Linked DNA regions of Homo sapiens: all the other regions are linked to region 3. Evidence: read pairs that join two places in POLR2A ChIA-PET (ENCODE). Cell type or tissue: HepG2. All regions are shown on one strand. Region 1 has its middle 20 kb from the start of DUSP9. Region 2 overlaps ATP2B3 (ATPase plasma membrane Ca2+ transporting 3). Region 3 holds the start of SLC6A8 (solute carrier family 6 member 8).

What was found. ChIA-PET counts read pairs that join two places held together with the same protein. Peaks named below come from ENCODE experiments on the same cell type or tissue, not always from the same donor. Only the 100,000 strongest peaks of a DNase experiment are listed, where the experiment ranks them.
Region 1: POLR2A ChIA-PET joins it to region 3 with 7 read pairs; 2 of 35 experiments call an interaction of 5 or more read pairs at or near these places.
Region 2: POLR2A ChIA-PET joins it to region 3 with 6 read pairs; 3 of 35 experiments call an interaction of 5 or more read pairs at or near these places.

What each region holds. Positions count from the first base shown.
Region 1 is chrX:153,623,322-153,631,321 of GRCh38, reverse strand. No RefSeq gene overlaps it. Among named protein-coding and RNA genes, the nearest start is that of DUSP9, 20 kb to the left of the region's middle. RefSeq lists a cis regulatory region at 4,246-4,259 and enhancers at 4,180-4,324, 7,379-7,878. In HepG2, a CTCF peak has its summit at 3,263; DNase peaks (open chromatin) are centred at 3,421, 3,861, 4,241, 7,821 and 2 weaker places; H3K4me3 peaks cover 3,262 bases.
Region 2 is chrX:153,529,610-153,537,609 of GRCh38, reverse strand. ATP2B3 (ATPase plasma membrane Ca2+ transporting 3) reads right to left here. Exons shown (of 22, transcript NM_001001344.3): 3 at 1,155-1,488. The coding sequence starts at 1,362. Among named protein-coding and RNA genes, the nearest start is that of ATP2B3, 16 kb to the right of the region's middle. In HepG2, no CTCF peak of the experiment used is centred here; no DNase peak of the experiment used is centred here; H3K27me3 peaks cover 2,953 bases.
Region 3 is chrX:153,684,433-153,692,432 of GRCh38, reverse strand. It overlaps SLC6A8 (solute carrier family 6 member 8), which reads right to left and starts at 4,507. Exons shown (of 13, transcript NM_005629.4): 1 at 3,597-4,507; 2 at 1,927-2,058; 3 at 880-1,129; 4 at 326-458. The coding sequence starts at 3,858. It also overlaps a transcript of PNCK not described here. In HepG2, CTCF peaks have their summits at 5,192 (motif pointing left) and 7,837; DNase peaks (open chromatin) are centred at 2,580, 4,602 and 7,812; H3K4me3 peaks cover 3,072 bases.

The DNA of each region.
Region 1 (8,000 bases), 61 kb after region 3:
ACACACTGTATGATTTTAGCTCTGTTAAATTCGTTGAGGTTTGCCTGGGATATCGTCTATATTGGGATGTGCCCCATGGGTATTCTGCTGTTGTTGGGCAGAGTGTTCTGTAAATGTCTATCAGATCCTGTTTATAGATGGTAATGTTGAGTTCTTTTATAATTTGCTGATTTTCTGTCTAGTTGTTTTGTCAATTTTTGAGAGAAGTGTGTTAAAATCTCCAACCATAATTGTGGATTTGTCTATTTCCCCTTCCAGTTTTATTAGAGTTGTTTGTTATTGAGACAGGATCTGGTTCTGTTGCCCAGGCTGGAGTGCAGTAGGATAATCACAGCTCACTGCAGTCTCAACCTCCCAGGCTCCGGTGATCCTCCCACTTCAGCCTCCCAAGTAGCTGGGACCACAGGCACACACCACCACACCCGGCTGATTTTTATATTTTTTTGTAGATATGGGGTTTTGCCATGTTGCCCAGGCTGGTCTTGAACTCATGAGCCAAAGCAATCTGCCGGCCTCAGTCTTCCAAAGTGCTGGGGTAACAGGCATGAGTCACTGCACCTAGCCCTCCAGTTTTATGAGTTTTTGCTTCACATATTTTGCAGTTCTGTGGTTTGGTGTATACGCATTTAAGATTGCTATGTTTTCTTGGTGGAATGACCCTTTATCATACACAGTTTTGTTGTTGAAATGAATTTTAAAGATTTTTATGCAGGTGATTTTTTTTTAACCAGTTACAGTTTTCATGATATTTGGCGCCTGGCAACAGAAGAGGGTCTCCGTGAAAAGAGACTCAACTCAGAGGAGGTAGTTTTGCTTTCTTTAGCTATTCCAGACCGAGACTGAGGAAGAGGAAGGACAGCCTGCACCTCCCTCTGCCCCTCACCATGGAAAAGGGACAAAGCTACCAGTGAACATTCTCATCCACTTGGAGATGCCGATATAACAGAAGCACAAATGGGGCTGGAGGTTTTGATAAGAAACTTGTAACTCCTTAAAGAGGTGTTTGATGAATTGTTTATTCTGCCTCTGACATAGACTCATATTTAACAAGCAGTGGCAGCTCATGGCTGATATTGAAACAAGGTCCTTAGTTTTTTCTTAGTTAAATGGCATTTCTTTAAATCCTGGTCTACATTATGGCTTTTCCTGAGTGTGTATTCCAGTATAGTAATTCATGGCTGGTGATGTTAACTAAGAGCTTATCTTTAGGGAGAAGCATGATGCAGTAAGCTCCCAATCCGTGCCTGTGGAGTGAATGGATGAACCAATTCAGTTGGGTTCTGGGGACAATCTAGGTCTGTGATAGTTACTGGGATGGTGGCTGAGGTCTCAGGAGCAAGTGACTCACTTTTAACAAGTAGCTCACAAGACCCACAGGTAGGACAGGACCAGGGAAAGCCACTGGCTCTGCAGAGGAAGACGGCAGGCCACTGAGCTGCCGCTCAAAGTAGGAGTTCACCAGGTGGCTCTGGAAAGCAAGTCGTAGCAGGCTGGGGGCACAGCATGGGCAAGAGCACGGAGGCACAGAAATACTTCCCCTGCTCAGGGACCTAGAAAGAGGGTCTGTAGGCCGGGCGCAGTGGCTCTCGCCTGTAATCCCAGCACTTTGGGAGGCCGAGGCAGGTGGATCAGTTGAGGTCAGGAGTTCGAGAGAAGCCTGGCCAACATGGTAAAACCCCGTCTCTACTAAAAATACAAAAATTAACCGGGTGTGGTGGTGCACGCCTGTGATCCCAGCTACTCAGGAGGCTGAGTCAGGAGAATTGATTGAACCTGGGAGGCGGAGGTTTCAGTGAGCCGAGATAGTGTCACTGCATTCCAGCCTGGGTGACAAGAGCAAGACTCCATCTCAAAAAAAAAAAAAAGAAAGAAAAGAAAGAAAGATGGTCCATAGTATTCCTGGAGTGTACTGTACCACAGGGCGTTTGTGCGTGTGCTCATGTGCGTGTGCACGCAAGTGTGTAGATATTCAGGATAAAAATGAGGCTGAAGGTTGAAGAGCCGGGATGTGCCACACGGCTGCCACCTCAGAGGAGGGAGCTGTGGGGAGGGAGACAGCAGAGGCTGCCCTTTTGTTCAAGAGCCTAAAGATGCTTCCTGAATGCCAGCTCGGCTCCTGGAGTCCCTGAGGCAGGGCGCACTTGCTCCCCTGGGTCATGCACAAATGCACTTATGTGTGTACACAGACACAGACATGCACAGGCAGACAGACAGACAGACAGACACACACACACACACACACACACACACACACACATGGGCCTGCCTTGTTCACTGGCGCAGCCCTCCCCAGGCTCTCACACGGCCTCCTGCACACTCCTGCCTGCAGGCACACAGGCAGGCACTCCCGCGTGTTCCGAGTGTGTGCTCATGTATGCGTCCTTGCCAGCCTGATGCTGCTGGCCTTTGAGGCCCCTCAGTGCCGCCTTGCTCCTGGACCCCGTTTTAGCTGGCTGCCTGGGGCTAATCCCTTCCCTTGCCCCCTCCCCCGGCTCTTGGCCCTGTGTACCCTCCAGAGTGTGGGTGAGAGGGTCCTGGTGAGGCAGGCCTGCTGGGGGAGGGAGGGAGGCACTCTGCCCCATACCTGGGCCACGGGCATTCAGTGCTGGTTGCTGGCCCTAGCAGTCGAGTCCTCACGGGGAGGCCCACCTCTGGACCAGTCACCCAGGGCAAACAGGACGTGACCATCTGACTTGGCCACAGGCTGACAGACCCCTTGAGGCTATTCTCTCTCAGGATCTGTTTGTGCAGACAGCCTCAGAGCTGCAGGGCCCAGCCTCTCATGTTACCTGCATTGGGGAGCAAATGATTTTCACATGTATATGAAATGCAGAGGCTAGTGTACGTGTGTGTGTATGCATGTATGTGTGTTGGCCGCTCACTCCTCACCCAGCCCCTTAGGAGGTTGCTGAAGAAGAAAGGGCCAGAGCCTTCCAGAACCCCTTGGAGCAGCCTACATGCCTGCGTGTGTGCTCCCGGGAGGGGTGTGGAGAGAAGAGGCAACCGCACCTGGAGCCACTATAGATGTGGCGCGGCAGGGGAGCTCGGCATCAGAAATTGCTCAAGTACACTTGAGAATGTACTTGAATTGTACAGAATTGTACAACTGAATTGTACTTGAATGTACAGAATTGCTCCACTTGGGTGGAGGTGTGTAGTGTGCAAGGCCATCCCTGTGAGATGCTAGGTGGGCAGCTGGGCTCCCAGCTCTGGAGCTTGGCTAGAAGTCTGGCTGGTAGGGAGCGGGCAGGCCTCGGGGAGGGCGCCCCAGGCTGAGCAGCTGGCTTCCTTCCTGGCAGTCCCAGCCTCCCGGGCCTCTTGCCCGCCCCTTGAGGCCCCTGGCTGCCGCCCTCGCTGCCCCAGCCCCGGCCACACTGGCCCTTTGCACGGTGTTGACACACATTCCATCGCCTCTGCTTACCGCCTTGCTTTCCATGTGGGCAGATGCCTGCGGCGATGGCTGTCTGGGCCTGTCCTCTCCCTGGGACCCTACTTCCTGCATGGCGATCTTGCAAATACCTCCCACCCACACTGACTTTGACCTGGCCCAGTGGGGGCCCAGGGGGCTGATTCCTGGAGTTTCGGGCACCCCTATGAGTCCCCAGGCTGAGAGGGCCAACCTCCAGCCCTGGCTGGTGTAGACAAGGGTCCAGGTTCTGAACCCGGGTTTGCTGCCTGGAAGGCCCTGTCCCTGCTTAAGGCAGATGGAGGTGCCTCTCTCAGGAGGCCCCAGGCCTCGGGGCCACATTAAGGGGAGTGGAGAGGAGAGAGGGCTGTGTGAGGACCGCCGGCGGGGCCGGTGTGCCCTGTCATCCTCTCTAGGTTGGGCATGTGTTTGCAATTCTTTACAGTAAAAAACTGAAAACATGCTGGAAGGGAGATTGATCTCCTGACAGGATCATGGGCTTGTCAAGGTCGTCTTCACTTGCTCTAGGCGTCGCGCTCTTCAGCTGACCGCGCTGCTGCCTCCACCACCAATGTGTCCACACACGCGGTGCCAACAATGGTGCACACGGTGGCCCCTGCTCCCCCATTTCTAGGCTTGTGTGGGACCCGCAGCCCACTGCACACGGCCCTTCCTCCTGCGGTGGAAGTGGGGTGCACTCCCAGGGGCCCCCGGCCTAAGGGGCTCACTCCCCAGCCTCCATTCAGGTTGGCCGCTCATGCTCTCTGGAAATGAGCCAAGGACAACGGGAGCTGCCTTCCCAAGGTCGCCCCAGCCCCCACCAGGTTACTGGACGATGCGGGTGCAAAGGTCCCCCCGCCCCCCGCCTCCACGGCCCAGGAGGACTCTGGGCTCAGCTCATTCCCTCGTGTCGGAGTGGCCTGGGCTGCCGCAGCAAATGACCACAAACCGCTTGGCTTCAGCCAACAGGAATTGACTCTCCCAGTTCTGGAGGCCGGAGTCCAGAATCGAGTGCTTCCTCCGGTGGCTCTGGGGGCGGATCCACCCACCTCTTCCAGCTTCTGGGGGCCCTGGGCACTCCCCACCTTCGCCTCCACATGGCCTTCTCTGTGTCTCTCTCTCTTGTCCCTTCTAAGGAAACTGTCCTTGGATTTGGGGCCCCCTGGATCATCTGGGTTGCTCTCATCTCCACATCCTCAATTTAATGACATCTGCAGACACCCTTTATTTGCATATAAGGCCCTGATCACAGGGCCTGGGTGTTAAGATATGGATGTATCTTTCAGTGGGGGCACAAACCAGTCACCCCACAACGTCTCAACAGCCCAGGCCCCAGCCACAGCGCCCCGGTGAAGGGGCAAGCTTGGGCACCAGGACACACAGCCGAAGGCCACTGGGCACCTCCCTGCCTCTGCTTGAGGAAAGGGGCTCCGAAGCTGTCCCTGCACTGGGCCCCCTGGGGGCCCTGCTCCCTGCAGCCGGAGGTTCCCTGAGCGGCATCCCCGCCCTTCCCCTAAGCCCTGGGTGGACGGCTTTCGTCCTGGGAGCACAGGCCTGCTGAGGGCTCCTTGCTGTGGGCCAAGTGCTCCTGGCCAGGGCCCAGGGTCTCTGAAGAAAAGAAACCCCTGAGCTCTGGTTTCTCAGGGGCCAAGGGGGCACCTAACTCATGCTCAGCTCCCAGCAGCCAGGGCTGGGTGGGCAAGGCTGGGACATGGGAGCGCTGAACCCTCGGTATATTAAGGGGACACCGGTGCCTGGTGAATGCAAAGCCCTAACGTCCCTGTCCTCCAGATCAGGACGCTTAAACTCATTGAACCTCCTTTTTCAACTAGATGCCAGTGTGGGAAAGGCCTCTGCCCCCAGGATCCCGCAGCCAGCCTGGCCAGCTGAGCCAGCCTAAGGCAGAGGAGGGTCCCCCAACTCTCCTTCCACCTCCTTCAGACCATGTGGCTCCACAGTTGGCCCTGGGGGGAGGTGCTGCCTTGGCTCCCGCCCTGCCGTGAAGGTGGCTCACAGCCCCCTTTGGCCTGGTCTTTTCCCACTGGCTCAGTCCTTTGGGGGACTCGCTCACTTCCCATGGACAGCTTGGCTTCACCCTGGACTTCCCTGCTGGGCCTCTGGGGGCCTGCTGCTGACCTGTCCCCAGGAGGGAGCTGCCTCTGGCCTGGCAGGTGCCCCCAGCACAGCGGGCAGGACCACAGCTGTGGGACGGCGCTTGCTCCCCTGTGCCCCGGCTACCTCGCCTGCCCATCGTGGGCCAGCCTGGGACAAGAGGAGAACGGGAGACTGGAGCTGGGGGGCAGCCAGGCCAGCCAGACTGGGAGGGGGTGGCCGGGACCCAGGGAGGAGAGGGGAACTCCCCGCTCCCAGACCCCCCGACTCTTCCTCCCCAGCCCCTCCTCACCCACCTTCACACTCCAGCTCTTTCTCCTCCCTTGGCTCTGCCAGGGGCTGTCTCACCCCCTGGACTGCTGACCTGCCGGGCAGTGGCCGCTTTGCAAGTGGCTTCTGGGCCAATGCCCGGAGGGGTGGCGCGAGAAGACTGACCAAGAGGAAGAGATTTGGCTCCAGGGCAGTGAGTGGAAGGCTCTTTCCCCCGGGTACCCCGTCTACCCTTCAAAGAGGGGGAGGGTACGCCAGCCATGCCTCAACAACAGTCGTCCATTTCAGAGGCTGCCCAGACCACCCTCTGCTCCCTGCAGGAAATACTGAACCTCTTCATTCATTCATTCATTCATTCAACACATATTGAAGCACCTGTGCTGGTGATAGAAGAGTGGACTCGACCAAGTGTCTGTCGCCATGACTTTGATATCCTAGCTGGGGAGTCGGAAGGTTACCTGAATGAAGGTCAGGTTATTCCAAGCCAGGGTGCACCTGGGCCCAGGCATCCTCTGAGCCCCTTAGCACGAGCATGGCTGTGGCAGGTTCCTGACTCGCCAACCTCTTGTCCTCTGGCACCTGGAGGACCCTGGGTGGCAGTGCCTGTACAGCCGTGAGACCTCCCTGGGGTCCAGAAACTGTGGCTACTGGGCTTCATGGTAAGCCCGGGCTCCTAGGCCTGTGAGGCGCTGGGGCTCTGGCCAGCCTGTAGCCTTCAGTGGGGTGGGTCTGCACAATGGAGCCTCTGCCATGGCCTTCCCTTCCCTCCTTCCTTGCAGTTAACCTACATTTGGTGTCTCCTGGCTTTGCCCTTCATTTCTCCTGCTCACGGTGCCAGCCTCTGAGAACAGGCTGCTGGGCCGTCCCAGTCCCTCCTGCCCCTCCCCCTTACTTGAAGCCAGAGGTCATGGAGCTGAAGCACCAGGCCATGGAGGAGGGTCATGGGAGAGAGAAGGGAACTGTCCAAAGGGGGTGAAGGAGAAGGGGGGGACACCTGGTTGGGGCAGGTGACTGTCAAGAAGACTTTCCAGAAGTCTGGCTAGGAGGCACGGTCCTGTGAGCAAGAGGGTGTAGCTGGAGGGGGCTCCAGTCTGCCTGTCCCTCCCCCACCTTGGCTGTGTCCCCAGCCTTCCTCCCGGTGGCCCAGCCCAGCCCGGCCCTCGCAGTCAGTGAGTTCCTCCTGAGCCAGTTCTGACAGGGACCTGTCCTCCAGGTCAGGGGGTGTTCCATGTGGCTTGGTTCTGTGGGGTCCAGTCTGCCCAGCCAGCGGCCCTGGGGCTTGACTGTGGTTGGCGGCCCTTGATCCACGGCACCCACCACTTGTGTGTTTCAAGGGGCTTTTTCTCACCAAATGAGTGTCCCATGGTTGCCATAAGAAATGACTATGGACCCTGAGGCTTCAAACAGCAGCAATCTCTTCCCTCACAGCTCTGGAAGCCAGAAGTCTGAGATCCAGGTGTGCGCAGGGCCGAGTCTCTAGGGGGGATCCTTCCTGCTTCTTCCAGCTCCTGGGGGCTCCAGGCTTCCTCAATTTCTGCCTCCATCTCCACACGGCCTTCTCCTCTCTGTCTCTCCTGTGTCTCAGAAGGATGCCTGTCATTAGATTTGGCACCCCCTGCCCCCCGTCATGTAGGCTTACTGTCATCACATCTGCAGATACCCTCTTTCCTAAAAGGGTCCCACTCACAGGCTCCAGAATGTGGACACATCTTTTGGGGACCAGCACACCCCGACAGGCACCCCATTTCTGAGGACAGCAGCAGGTGGGTGCTGACGGGGCGGCTGCTCTCTGCTGAAGTGTGAAAGGGCTAAACCCTGCAGTAGGGACCCCTCCCTCCTCCTGGCCCAGCCGCCAAAGCCACACGCTCTGTCGCCCTTGCCTGCTCTGGCTCTGGAGAGCTGAGGGCCCTTCTGGGGGCCCAGATGTGTCCGTGGCTGAGCTCGGGTACAGGTTGGTGCCTGAGGTGTCCCTGTTTGTGACTGAGAGGAGTGGGCGTTGGAGAGGCCAAGTCCTTGACCTAACCTAGCCAGAGGGGAAGGGCCGGTGTCCTTGCAGAGGGGCTGACCTCAGGAGGGAGCAAACACAGGGGGCAAGGACAGGCCATCTGGAGGGCTGGCAGGAAGCAGAGTGGTGGGGGGCGGTGGGTCCAGTGGTGTCAGGGAGCTCTGGGGCCCGAAGGATGTAGGGGCAGGAGTGTGCCAAGACAAGGGT
Region 2 (8,000 bases), 150 kb after region 3:
CTCCAGGGCACAAAGCTAGGGAGACCCAGGCAGACCCTGGAGTTCCTGACCTGGCCCGCAGCCCCCCTCCTCCATCTTCACTCCTCCCTGCAGCCTGAGTGCCACCTGCAGACAGACGGGGCCGAGGCCGGAGCCACAAGAGAACAGTCTCTGGGTTGAGGGTGAGGGCAGAGCGGGAGGCTGGAGGTGCCAAGGAGCCTCACGGCTGGGAGCAGAGGAGATGGGTGGGCCCAGGCGTTGCCCAGATGGGCAGCAGATCAAATCAGCCCGCACTGGCTGGGGAACAGGCCTGGCACTAGGCTGGGATAGCCCCAGCAGCCCTGCCAGGCACGCAGCGCCAGAGAATGCTGTGGCTCCTGGAATCTGGGGCTGGGCCTGGCTCCTGGGGGTCCCCGCTTCATGGCAGACCGCAGCAACCAGGGCTGGGCAGGCCTCACAAGGCCGGGTGGAACATTGCCTCCCACAGGGATAGTCAGGCCTCCGCCCCAGATCTTTCTAGACAGTGCTCACCGGGCTTTCTAGAGCCTCCCTCAGCAGTGAGACCGACACTACCCTGGGCTTGTGCCTCTTTGGGACAGCCTGTGGCCAGTCAGTGCCACCTCTGATCAGCACTCTGGGCCTCCCGTGACCCAGCTTCGGTCACCCCTTCCTGCCAGACCCAAATGGCTTGTGCCATCCCCAGGCCATCCTCTCTCTTCCCAGGAGAGGCCCCGGTCACCCGAAACTCCGAAGGCTTGCACCCTGCATCCCTTCCTCCTGTTCTGATCCCCCTTAAGTGAACACAGGGTTGAGCACACCGGAAATCCCCAAATATACAGATGGGGCTGTCTTCCTCCTCCCTGCCCTGCCCTGCCCTGTTCCTCGGAAGGGTTTCTGTTTGGGGCCCATTCCGCCTGTGTGTGTGTCCCATGAAGTTCCCATCTCCCCCTCCCCAGTCTCGCTCTATAGAGCGGAGAACTCCTGATTGTGGAGGTGTGGAGATGAGGGGGTCAGGTCAGGTTACCCAGGGCATCTCCCCCTCAAGGGAAATGGCTGAGAGGAGGGGCACAGGTGGCCCTTGACCCTGGCCAGCCTTGGGGCTAAGGATGCCTTCAGGTCGCTCCTCTGAAGGCTGGGAGCAGGGCTGGGTGGCATGCAGCCTGAGAGGGACTTACCCTCTGTGGGTGAGGTCTTCAGCCTCCGGCAGAGCCCGCTGACATCCCCGTAGGCCTCCTCGATCTTCTGCAGCGCCTCGGCCCCTCGCAGCTCCATGAGGGTGCGCAGCTCCGCCAGCGTGCACCCAAAGCCTCCAGCCTGGGGGACATCCCGCTGCTGCTGGGGCTTGGGGTGGAACTCGATGGAACTATTGGCCATGTCGCCCATGCTGCCTGTCAGGCCTTCTCACAAGTGCAATCTTGGCTCAGCCACAGCTAGGGACAGGCGGCCACCCACGGTCCCAGTGCCCAGGCAAGGTTTGGCGGCGGTGAGAAAGCTGCTAAGCGTGGACACCTGGGGAGATGGAGGCGAGAAGAAGCCAGGGGAGTGGTTGAGACAAAACTGAGGTCCCATCTTCCAGAATATTCTCGGCAAATCTTCACTCAGTCTGTGCCATGACCCTCGAAGTGCAGAAATCACCTCCCAGGCTGGGCCAGTGGCCCTCATGCTCTGCCAGGCCCCACCAGCCAGGCCACTCCCGGGTCCTGCCCACCATGGGTGCCCAGAACCTGGAGGGCTTGCCCAGGTGGGGGAGGGGAAGTGTCGATGCCTCCTGCCAGGACCCTGCAGTGGTTAACACTAGCTAGCTGGAGGCAGAGGCTGTCACTGCCCCCCAGATCCATTCGGGAACCCACGCTGAAGTGAGGGCAGCGTGCTGGGACTGATCAGTGGCTGGTCTTGCCCGCGCCCCACCACCAGTCCTGCGCTTGTTCACTCCGGTTCACTCCCTGCTCTTGCCTGGTTAAGATGCGCCCTGTGCAGCGGGCATGCCATGAGTCCCTGGTGGTCTTCTGGTGTGGCCTTAGTGGCTCACGGTTTCTGTGGCCCTGAGAGTACCTGGGGGGCCAGGGGCGAGGAAAGGAGGAGGCCCGGAGGAAGGGTGGGAAACAGGGGAGGGGAGAGAGGGACAAGACGGAAAGGCAAAGAGAGGGAGGGAAAGGGGGATGGAGGGAGGGAGAAGAGGGAGGGGATAAAGGGAGTGGCTGAGGAGGAGAGGAGGAGAGGGTACACAGGAGAAAGCCAAAGCAGCCACAGGTCGCTGGTGAGTCTGCCAACGTCCCAGCCCACAGCATGGTGCCACCCACTCCCCTCCACGCTCTTCTTCCCTCCAGATGACAAAGTAAGGAGCCAAAGTCTCCCCACACTGAAAGCATCCAGGCCACGGCCCTGGCCCCACTCTGCCGAGCATCGCAAAGTTGTCATCCCTCTCCCTGTCCCCGTCACCTTACCCAAGGATCCGCTAGGGCCCAGGCTGCCCCTTCTGCAGCCATCACAGTGTTTGGCGGGGCCCACTGCAGCTCCTCTCTCTCCGCTCCTTCCCGGCCCGAGCTAAGCCTGTCACATCCTCATGGAACTGAAATGGCCTCAGTGCACATGGCCTGGCCTTGACATCAGCCAAGAGCCCTCCTGGCAGCTCAGCAGGGCCCTGAACCCCCGTCTCTGGGGAAGCTCCTGGCTCAGAAGCATCCGTTGGAAACGAGTGGCCCAGAGCCCTGAAGAAAGGGGAGAAAGCCCTCAGGCAGCCAAAGCAGACACGGCCAAGTCCATGGCCTTATTCTCAGGAGAGGCCCTGGTGGATACTTCACGAAACATCCATCCACAGTGACCCATGTTTGAAAAGCGTGGGCACCTGCGCGTTTACTCTCGCGACACATTGCACATGAAGCAGCCTTCACTTCTGGGAGATGTGGGGACAAAATGATGGCCATGTGCCTGTGCCGTCCTCTCTCCCCACCTCTCCCCGCCCTGTCTTGCAGTTGGTCACCTGACACATATTCACCGAGCAGCTACTACATGCCTGGCACTGGCTTGATGTGCTGGGACAGGTGCTCAACAAGTTTCAACTAACCCCGTCCCTCTCTAGCTGGGACAGGGAGAACAGCAGGCCCGAGGGCCAAGAGCTGTGGGGTTGCAGCTGGGGCAAAGGTGAGGCAAGGCGTCTGGGGACAGGCATTGGGGGGAAAAGACTAGAAGGAGTGAAAGCTGAGGAGAGGGGGCCAGGACAGCAAGCGAAGCTGTCCCAGGTGAGGCGGGCTCCTTCTGGGGGTGCTGTGTGGACGAATTGCCCTTGCTTTTCTGATGCGGGAAACTGAGGCTGGCTTGGGGAAGTGGCAGAGCCAGAGGACAGCTGGGTGTCCCACTTCTGACCCCTCAAGGCAGCAATGGCAGCTTTCGGCTCTCACCTGGACTCCTCGTCTTCTCGAGACAGCCTCCCCTCCCCACCCCAGGACCTTTGCTTGTGACGGTGCACCTGCCAGGGCGCCTTCTCCCTGCCTTCCTGAGCTCCAGTCACCTCATGCCTCAACAATCCCACCATGTAGCAACTTTGTGCCACTGTCAGGTTCAGGCTCTGTGCCCCCAGCGGGTGACAGAGTGAATGGCTTGTGTGGTAGGCTCTTGGGTGGCACACGGCCATGACAGAAATGCTTGTTCCTCAGAGCAGGGGTTCCTCGTGGCACGGTCACCGAGGCCTGGTGGCCCTCCCCTGGCATGTGCTCATCCTCCCTCCTCTGACCATGGCATACCCAAGGCCAGCTCTGTCCTCCCCCACCCGGTCCCTGCCCCTGACCCCACAGCGGTGGCCCAGACAGAACCATACCAGGTCGTACAGCTGCTCCTGACTGGTGCAGCCATGGCTGTGTCTGACTGGACCCACAGTGACTCATGGGGAGGGCAGTGGGCAAGGAGGCAGTCCTCCCCTCTGCCATGGTCCCGGGGCCAACTTCCTTCTCCTCGGCTGGCCCTGCTGGCCCTCCCCACTGCAGGATCCCCACCCCTCAGCAAGCAAGCTCCACGTCCTGTGGACCACCTCTTAGGTCTCTCTCTAGTCCAGCAACTGGTCATGACCCTGCTGTGAGTCACCACTTTCCTGGTTCAGGCACCATCACTCCAGCGAGCCCCTGTTTCAGTCTCCCATCCCCATCAAGCAAAAGGCCAGATTCCTTCTGAGCACTTCCCAGCCCCACTCCCACCCCAGCCACACAGCCCTGCCAGCTCTGAGCCCCGACCGCACGCCCTCTGTTCCAGCTCCACCTGCTGACCTCCGATGAATCCTCTTAGTCACAATTCAAGTGGAACATTCTCCAGGAGTCTCTGCCAGTTCCCCAGCCAAAACTGATTGCGCCTGAGTCTATAATCCCGCGACCCATTCCTATTTCACTCTGCTTGGCGCTGCGATGATCTGTGAGCTTGTCTCCCACCAGCTGGGCCCTAAGCTCTTTGAGACACGTGGTATGGAGTCGGCAGGAAGTCTACCGCGTGGTCAGTCCCGCATGTGGCCGGGGGCCTGGAGGAATGAGTGAATGGGGGCCTGGCCCACAGGGGAGGAACTTGGAGTCCTGGGAGGTGGAGTCTCCATCCTGGAGGACAGGGTGGGGTCGGGGTGCTCTGCTAACCCTCACTGTCTTCATGAATGCAACAGGCTATAGGGCAGACAGGATCCATCAGTTAGAGTAAGGCCCATTTAGAGCGACTGTTGGCTGCTGTGCAGACCAAATGGCATATACTTTGCTTTTCTGGGTTCTATATAAGCCTGGGCGGTGGCCTCCCTGAGGCCCAATAAAGACAGCAGCCATCGCCGAGATGGCCAAGAACCGAAGTGACTAGGCCTATCAGTTCTGCAGGCCTGACAGAGTTTCCGGCCTGGGCTGGCTGCCGAGAATGGTCTGTAGGCACCAAAAGGGCAGGGAACATACCATTTCTGTGCTCTTTCATCTTTCTGACCTTAATTGGCTTCATTGAAATGAGAACCTCCACAGAGGGGGCCTCGCACCTTCCGGCATTTGCACCATCCCCGCACAGACTGGCCGGCCTCGTGGTGGGAGACAGCCAGGGGGGTCCCTGGCTGCTGCCTCCAGGGGCTGCTGGAGGGGATGGCCCAAGTCCAGGCCCATTACTCAACCGCCTTCTGGACTCTTCTCTTCAGCAGGGCCCAGAGACCCTCACCTCCCAACTAGGCTCAGAGTGCCTACTCCCCACCCAGTGACTCAAACCCACCTGACCAGAGACCCAGGGGTCCTCTTTCCCCTATGTTGTCCCTCCCTGGCTTTGGGGGCTCTGCTGGCACCTCCAGCTTAGTCCCCCATGGACTTCCTCCAGGCCCTGGGCAGCCCAGCATGCTCCAGAAGGCTCGGCACTTTCTAAGTAGGGGGCACCCCCGCTCCCATGGGGCCCCTCTCAGGACCCCATGGCACACACTGAGTTTTGAGCCCACATCTGCATGCCAGCTCTTGACAGACATGTTTCTTTCACTGCACCCTTGGAAACACCCTACGAGGGCCAGGAGAACTCTCCCTGCCTTACAGAGGGGGAAACTGAGGCTCAGGAAGCCTCCTGCTTTTGCCCTGGTTCTCCCAGCCCTGCCTTCCATGTGACTTGAGGTGGGTCATGGCCGCCCTTGCTGGGACGCTCTGATGACACCCCTGAAAGCCTCCCCAGCAGGCCCAGGCTGCATTCCACTCGGCCACCTGCTCCGCCTTTATGGAGGAGAGAACAGATGGAGGGCGAGATCCCACCACCGTCCTCCAGATCTCAGGTGATGCACGCATCGGGATTCACGCCATTCTCTTTCCTGAAAACAGCCCCACTGCACCCCAGTCGAGCACCCCTTCAGTTTCTGGGGTCTGCGTGGACATATATCCCCACAGGGATGATGGGGCATGTACTGCCAGGAAGTCCCAGCTCCCGAGTCACTCCCTAGTCACTGGACCCTCAGTGATGAGAACATGCGGCTCCTGGGCATTCAGACCATCTGGAAGCCAGAGCCAGGCCCAGGATGCCGTGGCCCCGAAGCAAGAAGGAAGCAGAACTCAGGGGCAGAGGGCAGGAGGTGGACGCCTGGGGGCCTACCTGGGCACATGCCCTCCACCGTGGGCCCTCCTGAAGGCAGACTGTCCGTCACCTGCTCCCTACAGACCCACCAAGCAAGGGCCCGCCTTTCAGAAGGGCCCATCACTCAGCGACGTGACTCACTACGGGGATTCCTTAAAACAATAGTCCCCCATCTCTCTCCACCTCCAGGCTCCTAGAACACAGGCCAGGCCCGGCAGAACCCAGAGAGGAAAAGCAAGCCAAGGCAACAGCGAGAGGTGTGGCCCAGGCCTCGTAGGTCAGGCCCGGGGTGGGCCCCTAGACCAGCTGGGGAGCAGGTGGGGAGAGGGCACGGAAGGAGGGCGCCCAGTCTGGCAGCCACCCTGCCCTCTCCTGGGCCTGGCATGATCCTAGGCAGGTCGAGATGCTGGTGGCTGGTGTGCACCTGGGAGACCCCTTTTATCCCTGATTCCCCACATCTTCCTGCCCTTGCGCCAGGCCCTCTCCTTCCTGCCCGCCCCTGCCCCCTCCCCTCTGCTTGACGCACCTTGGCGACCACCTGGGAGGGGAAAGGAGGGTTCCAAGGACAAGGCCTGCATGCAGCCAGGGAAGGGGGAGGGAAGGAGCTGAGGCAGAGAACAGCCTCATTAATATTTCAGAGGCACCGTCGCTGCAGCTCCTGGGCCCTCACGGCTCCACTTGTGCTGGTGGAGGGAGGAGGATGGGAAAAGAGAAGGAAATAAAACCCGAGAAAACAGATTTAAAGGGACAGGCTCCCCCTCTGCCCCCCACCGGCCCCCAGTGCTCTGTTCCTTCCTCCCCCTGTTCCTGGTACAATCTGTACACATGACAAGTGGCTCTCATGCCTGGAACAGCTTTGGGCAAAAACAATAGCCATCACCATGGCGCCCCCTCCCCACTCCTGCATGCACCCACCTGCCTGAAGCTCTGCCCTGCAGGGCAGCCCCGGAGGGGCCACCTTGGGGACCCACTGGCAGCTGCGTGCAAAGCCAAAGCAACCGCCTGTCCGGCGCCGGGTGCCGCAGAAAGACACAGGCATTGGAAGTCCTCGTTAACAAGGGTCCAGACAAGGAGGATTCTGGAACCCACAGAAACACCCTGGAGGTGGCAGGAGCCCAGGAGGTTGCCCGATTCAGCCTGCGCCTTTGGGTGGATGCACTTCTGCAGCACTCCTGGCCCCTAGGTGGCCCAGCGCTCTACTCTAATCTACGGCAGCCCATGCCAGACCTGGGTGGGCACCCCTCCCCACTCAGGGAACTTCACGAATACAGAGTCTTGGGTCCAGAGCTTCCCATTCAGAAGCGGGAGGACCAGAACGCTATAAAGCACCCCAACCCCTGGGGGATCTGGGTGTCTAGTCAAGCTCGAGACCACACATTTGCCTGCCTTCAGAGGCTCCAGGGCTGGCCCAGAATTCTCATTCAAACAAGCACCGCCATAGAATGGAAGACGGTGCAGCCACTGTGGAAAGCAGTAGAATTCCCATAGGACCCACCCACCCCACTGCTGGGGTAGGCCCCAAAGAATTGAAAGCAGGGACACAAACGTATTTGTCCACTCAAGTTCATAGCAACATTACTCACAATAGCCAAAAGGTGGATGCAACCCAATGTCCATGGATAGGCAGCTGGATAAACACCATGTGGCCCATCCAGGCCATAGAATAGGACTCAGCCTTACAAAGTAAGGCCATTCTGAGACGGGCTTCAACATGGCTGACCCTTGAGGACGTTGGACTCAGTAGAAGGAGCCAGTCACAGAGAGGCCAACACTGTAGGATTCCACTCCTGTGAGGGCCTCATAGGAGAGCTGTGAAATCTGAGGGGACGGACAGTGGAAGGGTGGGTGCCATGGGCTGGGGGCTGGGGAGTTGGGGTTGAACGGGGCCAGAGCTTCAGTTTGGGAAGACGAACAAGTTCTGCGGCTGGATGGTGGTGATGGCTGCACAGCACCATGAATGTGCTTCTGCCCCTGGG
Region 3 (8,000 bases):
CTCTGGGTCCCCAAGGCAAGATAGGTAACAGATGGCCAGACCAGGTCCACCAGACTGTCACAAGAGTCAGAGACTGGCAGGAGGGCACCAGTGGGGGTGATGGGCACAGGGAAGGGACAGTGCCTGCCAGGGCCTCTATCCCCAGGAGCAAAGGCTGCTGGGCCCTGGATTTGCAGGGTGGGGAGCATTGCTTGGCTTTCAGTACCTCCCCCTTCCTTAGGGCTAGACTCTGTCTGGTCACCTCCCGTTGCCACAGGTGTGCCTGGCACAGACATCCGGCTCCCAGGGCTGAGCCACCCTCCCCGCTGCATGCCTCTAGTGGTACCTTTCCCGTGGATTTGACCCCCTTCCAGACACAGAAGTAGACCAGCACCCAGCAGGCCAGCAGACAAAGGGTCACCTCCCAGTTGAGGGCCCCTGGCACCTCCAGTCCCCCAGACAGCCTCAAGACTTTGTTCCTAGGGGAGGGAGGGAGGTCCCATGAGGCCTGTGCCAGCAGAGGATGGAGCCACAGGGTCCACCCCCAGGAGTTGTGGCTCCCTTCTCTCCCACAGCCCAGGGTTCAGCGGGTCCCTCTTGTCCAATTGGGCTGGGCCTGGAGCCCACGATCCCCTGGCCATTGGGAGGCCACTCCCATCCCACCTCACATGCAGCCCCAGCTCCCCCATCAGGGGGGAGTGACCAGGACAGTGATCGGCTGCCGAACCCAGGAGCGAGGCTGGCCCCAGGACTCTCCGAGGACAGGCAAGGGCAGGCAGGGTCCAGGATGGACTGCCAGGCAACACCCTGGTGCCCCCTCAGGGCCACTCCCCTGGAGCCGGGCAACATGAGGGAGACCTGGGGGATGGGATGGGCTTGGCCCAGAGGTGCCGGACTCACTCCCAGAACTCGATGACAGGGGACCGGCGGTCAGCAAGCTGGTCACAGGTGAGGTTGGCCAGGCTGGCATTGGCACAGTCTTCATGGCGGAAGATCTCCACGCAGTCGGGAGTGTTCCAGGTGTGGCCACATGTGGCCCAGGGCAGCGTGGTGGTAAAGGACTTGACCAGGTAATAGAAGCCCCAGGCCAGCACCATGATGTAGTAGGTGTTGCAGTAGAAGACGATCACCATGGAGGCGTAGCCCAGGCCTGGGGCCGGGAAGTCCTTGCCATGTAGATTCTTCCCTGGCCACCTCCCCCTGCCACCCCTTTATGTCCCCACCCAGGCTGGCCGTGCTCCCACCATCTGTCCTCCTGGAGCCTTGTTTGTGGTGCTCCTGACTCCCCTGGGCTCCCCCTTGTGTGAGCCCCAACACTGCGCTGACTCCCCAGCCTGTCTCCTCTCCTCCAGCCGCCCCCTAGACCCAAGGCAGAGCGAGCCCCTCTCCTCCTGTCCCCATCTGACCAAGTGCTGTGGAGTCTCCAGCCTCATACACCTGGCCCCTTCTGTGGGTCCCACTGCCACCATGGCGGTTCCAGGAGGTCCAAGCCTCTGCCTGGCCACCCAGTAGCCTCCAGTCCTCAGCAGCTGGTGTTGATGGTGGTGGTGGGGGGGGGGGGTTTCTAGTCGCCTGAGGTAGTGTTGGAGACAGTCGCCCCTGCAGTGGGCAACCTCAGTACGTCGCTCCACCTGTCTGTGCCCCAGCGTCCTTGGGGATAGTAACAGTAGGACCTACCTAGAGAGCCAAGGGTGCTGCTGGGCAGGTCCCGTCCCCAGCCCGGCTATGCCTGGCCTGTCCTTGCCTTGTGGAGCTGCCTATGCCCCCTCTAGTCCCCGCTTCCCCAAGTTCGCTGTGCGGCCTGAACATCTCCTCCAGGCTCCCCCCTCGAGACTGGGACGCCATCACGTGGCCCCAGGCCTGGTGCTCACGACAGGAAAAGATTTCTCAAGTGGGAGCCAGCTGGGAGAAGGGGGCAGTCCCTGAGGCTGGCCAAGGGCTGCTCACCTTTGAACAGGGGACAGATGTTCCAGACATTGATGCTGCCGGCCTTCATGAACTGGCCCAGCGAGATCTCTAAGAAGAAAATGGGGATTCCTCCAACCAGGGCGATCAGGACGTAGGGAATAAGGAACACACCTGGGGGTGGAGGCACAGCGTGGACTCAGGGTGGCCCCCAGCCAGGCTGCCCAGGCCCAGCGGGCCAGCCCAGACTCCAAAGGCCCCATCACAACTTCCGACTGGGTGAGTCAGTGTAGGGGTGGCCACTGACTCAGGCCCCAGGTGGAGTCTTGAGGGGGTGGGTTGAGTGTGTTGAAGAGGGGCTACAGTAGCCCCTGAGCCATTGGAGCCCTATTCCCTGGGTGGCAGAGGGGCCCTAGGCCCCCAGGGCTTCCACCCCCACGGTCACTTGGGGCGATGGCCATGGAGGACACACACGCTCAGACACGCGGGCTGTCCCTAGTGCTGCAATTCCCTGTTTCAGGCAGCACAGTGAGGGCACGTGCATGTGTGCATGTGTGCCAAGGCTGGGTGATCAGGCCTGGGGGGCTCATCCAAAGGCAGGGAGCGCGACTGTCCTGCCCTTGGACGCTTGCCTGCAAGTGTGAGGTCTAAGGCAGAGGGTGGGTGGGTCACAGTCCCCTGCTGGTGGGATGGCGATGTGCAAGGACAGAGGGATACAGGTGCGGAAGAGGGGCCAGGCCGGCCTTAGCAAGGCCAGGGAGTCAGGCTCTGCAGGAGATAGGCAGGGCGTGACACAGGCCTATCTCCTGAGGCCAGCAGGCTGGGGTGGGGGTGGCAGAAGGGCAGGGAGAGCTGGGTGCCACTACCCCCTTCTCCTCTCTGGGCCTCCTACCCTTGCCCTGGCTGGGCTCGCTCCACTACTCAGAGGCTGAGCTTGGCTGCAACTTGCCTGACTCCAGGTCCCAGCATCCTTCTCCTGACCTTGGGCAAAGGCCTTTGCTCTGGACCTCTGTTTCCCACCCATCACCGGGTCACTTCGGCTTCCAGCAACCCCAGTGCTGTTTTGTAGTCACAGGACACACGCGTGCCCATCGCTGTTGCTAAGCTGGGCCCGGGCGGGCGGGCGGGCGGGCGGGCATGGGACGTGCATGCAGTGTGTCCAGTGGCGGCGCCAGGCGGGCCAGGCCGCAGGCTTCCCAAGCCTGGCTCGGGCACCCAGTGTTCCAGGCCCGGGCCAGAGGGGAGGGGCGGGAGGGCCGCGAGGGGAGGGGAGGGCAGGGGGAGGGACAGAGTGGCCCATTGTGTGTGTGTGTGTTCGTGTGTGTGCACACGTGGGGGGCCCACACAATGTGCCGCTTGTGTGCCCGACCCGTGGGGGCAGCCAGGGCTCCTTACCTCGCGGAGACCCCAAGGCGCAGGCCTGCTTTCCCACCTCGGCGGCCAATCGCTCCTCCCAGCCCGGGAGTCTGGGGGGCAGCCTCGCGGGCATCGCCGGCCCCCTCCCCCCACCATGCCAGGCACATGACTGCGAGGGGGGTGGAGGCGCCCGGCCCGGCCACCGAGCGGCAGCGGCGGACGAGGGGCGGCCCCGACCCCCGCGTGCCCGGGGGCCACCCGTTGCCCGGACTTCACCCCTCCGCGGCGGCTCCGGGGGTCGGGCGGGGGCCGGCGGCCTGCTGGGGGAGGAGGCCGCGGCGGGCGGGGGAACTCACCTCCGCCGTTCTTGTAGCACAGGTAGGGGAAGCGCCACACGTTGCCCAAGCCCACGGCGAAGCCCACGCACGACATGATGAAGTCCATCTGGCGCGTCCAGGTCTCGCGCGGCGGCACGGCCAGGCGGCCGCCGGGTGTCCCCAGGCCCACGGGGCCGTCGCCCTTGGCCGGGGCCCCGTCGGGCCCGGGCGCGATGAGGGGGCCCTTCTTCTCGTCGCCGGACACGCTATAGATGCCGTTCTCGGCGCTCTTCTTCGCCATGGCCTCGGCGGGCCGCACGGCCGGGCCGGGGTCGCGGCGCCTCACGGGGGGCGGCGGTCAGGCGGGGGGCACCGGCGGCACCGGGGAGGGCCCCGAGGGCGCGGGCCGGCCGGGGGCCGGGGGGCGGCCGGGCCGGGGGACGGGGCGGCGGGCGGGCGGCGGGGTGCGGGGCGCGGGCGGCGCAGTCAGAAGCAGTCCACGAAGCACTTGAAAGTGAGCCTGAAGAATCTCATGTGTGTCGGGGGCCCGGGGGCGCGCGGGCGGCGGCGGGGCCCGGCCGGGCGGCGGCGGCGGCGGCGGCGGCTCCCGAGGCTCCTGCCCGCGGCTCGGGCGGCGGCGGCTGCGGCGGCTCCTCGCCCGACCCGAGGCTCAGCCTAGCGGGGCGCGGGCGACATCGGCGCCCGCGGTCTGCAAGCGGCGGCCGGAGCAGGGGCCTGTGGCCCGCGCCCCCCGCCCCGGCCGGGGCCCGCGGAGGCTGCCCGGCTGGCCCGCGACTCCGGTGGCGGTGGTGGCGGCGGCGGCGGTGGCGGCGGCGGCGGCGGCTCGGGCGCGCCTCGCCCTCTCCTTCCCGGCGGCGGCGGCTGCAGCCGCTCTCGGGGCCGCGGCGGGCTCAGCGACTCGCCACCTCGCTCCGACTATCCCTCTCTTCCCCGTCCCCGGCCGGCCGCCGCTTAAAAACCGACTCCGGGGTGATGTCACTATCGCCCCACCCCCACGGCCGGCCGGCCCCCCTCCCCCTCCCCCTCCCGCATCCCTCCCTCCCGCCCTCCTCGTCACACTCCGCCCACCTCCTCCCTGCCCTCCTCCCGGGGAGGAGACGCCGCTCCAGCGGGAGGCAGGATGGTTGCTACCTGGGGCGGCCGCCAGCTCCTCCCGCAGGGCTCCGGGCCGCCCCTCGCCCCAGGGTCGCCGGCTCCTAGTGCAGCCCAGGCTTCCCGGCCGGCCCCTCCCAGCCCTGGGAAGACGTCCCCCGGGCCCCCTCAGCCCTCCGCCTCCCCTTCTCTCCCTTTCTCCCCGCTCCTGGCAGGCTGCAGCCGTCTCCTCCCGGTGCTCCCTCCTTCCTTGAGCTCTCTCCACCGCTGCCCACTGGGGGCTACAGCTTCCCGGCTACCCTGGAAGCTGGAGGCCGGGACCAGCTCTTCAGGTGACAGGCCTCTGTGTCTCCACAGTGGGCAGAGGGGAGCCTGCCTGGCTGATGAGCAAGCCTCGACTTTGTCATCAAGGCAGAGAAGGGGCCCGGGTAAATGACCCCGGCGGCCCCCACCCCTGCCTGGCGTGAGAGTGGGTAGGGGCTTCGGACTTGAGGGGACTGGAGCGGGAACAAGGCAAGGCTGCCCCCTGGTGCCTGGCAGGTGCACAGACCCTTCCCCAAAGGCCTCAGGCCTGAGGTCCTGGCTGCCCGCCCCCCACCCACCCCGTGTTCCTCTCCCCAGGACCCCCCAGGCCTCCCTAGCAAGAGCCAGCTTGTTGGGCTGCCTCTCCGCCGCCAGCTGAGCAGCTTGTTTAGAATTTTCTAGGGCTAAGAGTAGCCTGGGGGTGGGGTGGGGAAGGAAGTGGTCATTGTCCTGGCCTGGGAGGTAAAGTGTGCCCCCCTCAGCTTCAAGCTCCCTGATCTGATCGTGGACACTGCAGTCCCCAGATGGCTCATCCCGTTAAGCTAAGCCCGCGGCCATCCGTCCAGCTTTAGGAAGAAAAGCAGTTCCGGCCCAAGCCAGATTGAGCTTGCTGGGTGAGGGAGGGACAGTGTCCCCACCCAGGCTTGGAGGAGGAGCCTCAAGGGGTGTGTGTGGTTGGGGGAGACAGGCGGTGTCACCTGTGCTTAGACCAGGGGTGGTGGGTGGGTACCCCTGAGGTGGCAAGGTCACACTGCTCATCAGAAGTTTCTCACTAGGGTCTTCTCTGGCCCAGCCTTTGACTGAAGCTGGTCTGGAGACAGGGGCATTAGAGAAGTGACTCATAGATGGCCTAAAGAAGCGGGGCCACTCAAGGACCCAGGACAGAGGGAAGAGGGCCAACCCAGCTGGACCACAGGCAAACCCCATTGCCTTTGAGAGAAAGAAGAGGACCCGGTGAAGTAGGCTCGGAGGGCCTCAGCCCAGCAGGAGTGCGGGGTGGGCGCGTGATGTCATCGAAGGGAGGACGGTGACCTGGGGGAGGGCCGCTTTGAGGGAGAGTGCAGGCCACGGCCAGACAGCTCTGGGAGCCGCGGGCAGGGGAGACTTTCAGATGTTGCTTGTCAAAGGGGTGGGGGTGGAAGGGAGAGAAAGCAGAGGCTCGAGAAGGATGTAGGAGAGCTGATGGCACTTTGGGGAAGTGACCACTGCTGCGGTTACTCCTCCGGTGGGTTCCGAGGCCAGGGACAGGATCATGAGGGAGTCGCCACCCCTGACTGCTGCTGCCTTTGTGAGATCAGAGGAGGCCGAGGCAGAGGGCGAGGTGGCCAGGCTGGAGGGTACTGGAGACAGAAGTGAAGGGTGGGGGGCTGTCCAGAATGGCTGCCACTGCTCCATGGACCCTCGGAGTGGGAGCCCCCACATCTGAGGGGAGGTCCAGTGGGCCCCCATACCTGACTCCCACGACCTCCTGGAACTGGGCTCTTCTCCAGGCAGCCACCCCTTCCCACACCCACCTTCTTCCCCGCCCTTTGCCAGCCCAGCCTGGGGTGCACCCACTACCAGCCCCTGGGCCAGGCCCTGCCTCCCGCCCCCAGCTGGTCTGGACCCCATAGTGACTGTGAACTCCTCCTCACGGCCTGGGCCAGACCCCAAACTGCATTCTCTGAGCAGCCAGAGGGACCCTCCTGAAGCACAAATCTGACCAGCCCCTCCTTTATCTCATCCCTTCTTTGGGCTTTTCTGTGCCCTGGAGGTAGAACTAAATTTTTCTCCAAGACTACGAGATGGAGTGTGATGGGGCTGTGCCCTCCCAGCCTCGGGGCGTTCCCCCTGAGTTTTCCCTCCACGCGGGGCCCACAGCCTGGGCTTCCCTTTCTCTGCTGACCTCCAGGACTCTGTCCCAGGAGGCTCCTGAGGGAGGTTCAGGAACCCTCCCCACGTCGGCCACCCTGGGAGCCGCCCCTGCCCAGCCAGGGCGAGCTGGGCCTCTTTGAGCAGTGCATGAAGTTCAGGCTGGTAAGGCTGGAGTTCCCGGCGGGGAGCTCCGGCCGGAGCTCTGGTCTCTGTCACAGGCTCTGACCCGGGCGGCCAGTGACAGGGTCTTCTGAGGCTGCTCCCACGAGCTGCTGAGCAGTTGGGGGAACAAAGGCAAAGCGATTTCCATCCCTGGCTGGGTCCTCTCCCACGTCCGAAGGCTTCAAAGCGTTCTCGGGCTTTGTCAAGGCGCGTCAGGCTCGGCCCGGGGGCAGCAGCTGCTGGGGAGGGGCAGGGTGGGCTCTCCAGGCCCCCAGCTGAGGGCCGGGTAGCTGTCCCCCGCCAGCCCTTTCCAAGCCTCCGCCTGTCTTGCCAGGCCCTTGTGTTCTACTCACTGAAGGGGGGTTCCGAGCATGTGCAGGAGGGGGTGGGGGTGCCCTGCGACCTGTGCCCAGCCCAGAGCTCCTATGGTGGCTTCTGGGTGAGAAGCAAACTGTTCTCTGGGGCAGAGGCGACCGGGGAGGGGCGGGGGGAGAGCTGCACCCTCCCCTTACCGTGTCCCAGGGAGTGGGCAGCCTTTCAGGCCCCAGCTGGGGCTGGGGGGTTGGAGTAGGAGCTGAGGAGGAGGGAGAGGGGAGGAGAAGGGGAGCTGGGGGGAGGGCAGGGGAGGGGGGCTAGCCGGAATGCTCCTGTTTGTTGGGGGAGGCCTGAGAATTGGAGCCAGCGCCCACTCAAGCCTAGGGCAGCTGCGGACCGGGGAGGGGCTGGGTGAGGGGCCACCGGGCCCTGGGGTGACTGGTTATCCTGGGAGGATGGGCAGCTGGAGACAGGATGGGGGCGCCTCCTCTTCTGAAGGCGAGCCGGGCACAATGAGCTTTGGAATTAGAATAAGCTGGGAACAAAGGGGGAGCCAGAGTCCACCTGGAAGGGCTTTGTACTTCCAGCTCCTGGGGAGGGGGCCGACGTGCGGCTGCAGCCAAGCGGAGAACAGAAAGAATGGGGCTGGGGGCGAGGGCCTGCAGCAGGGCAGGGATGGGGGGCAGCAGAACCCCC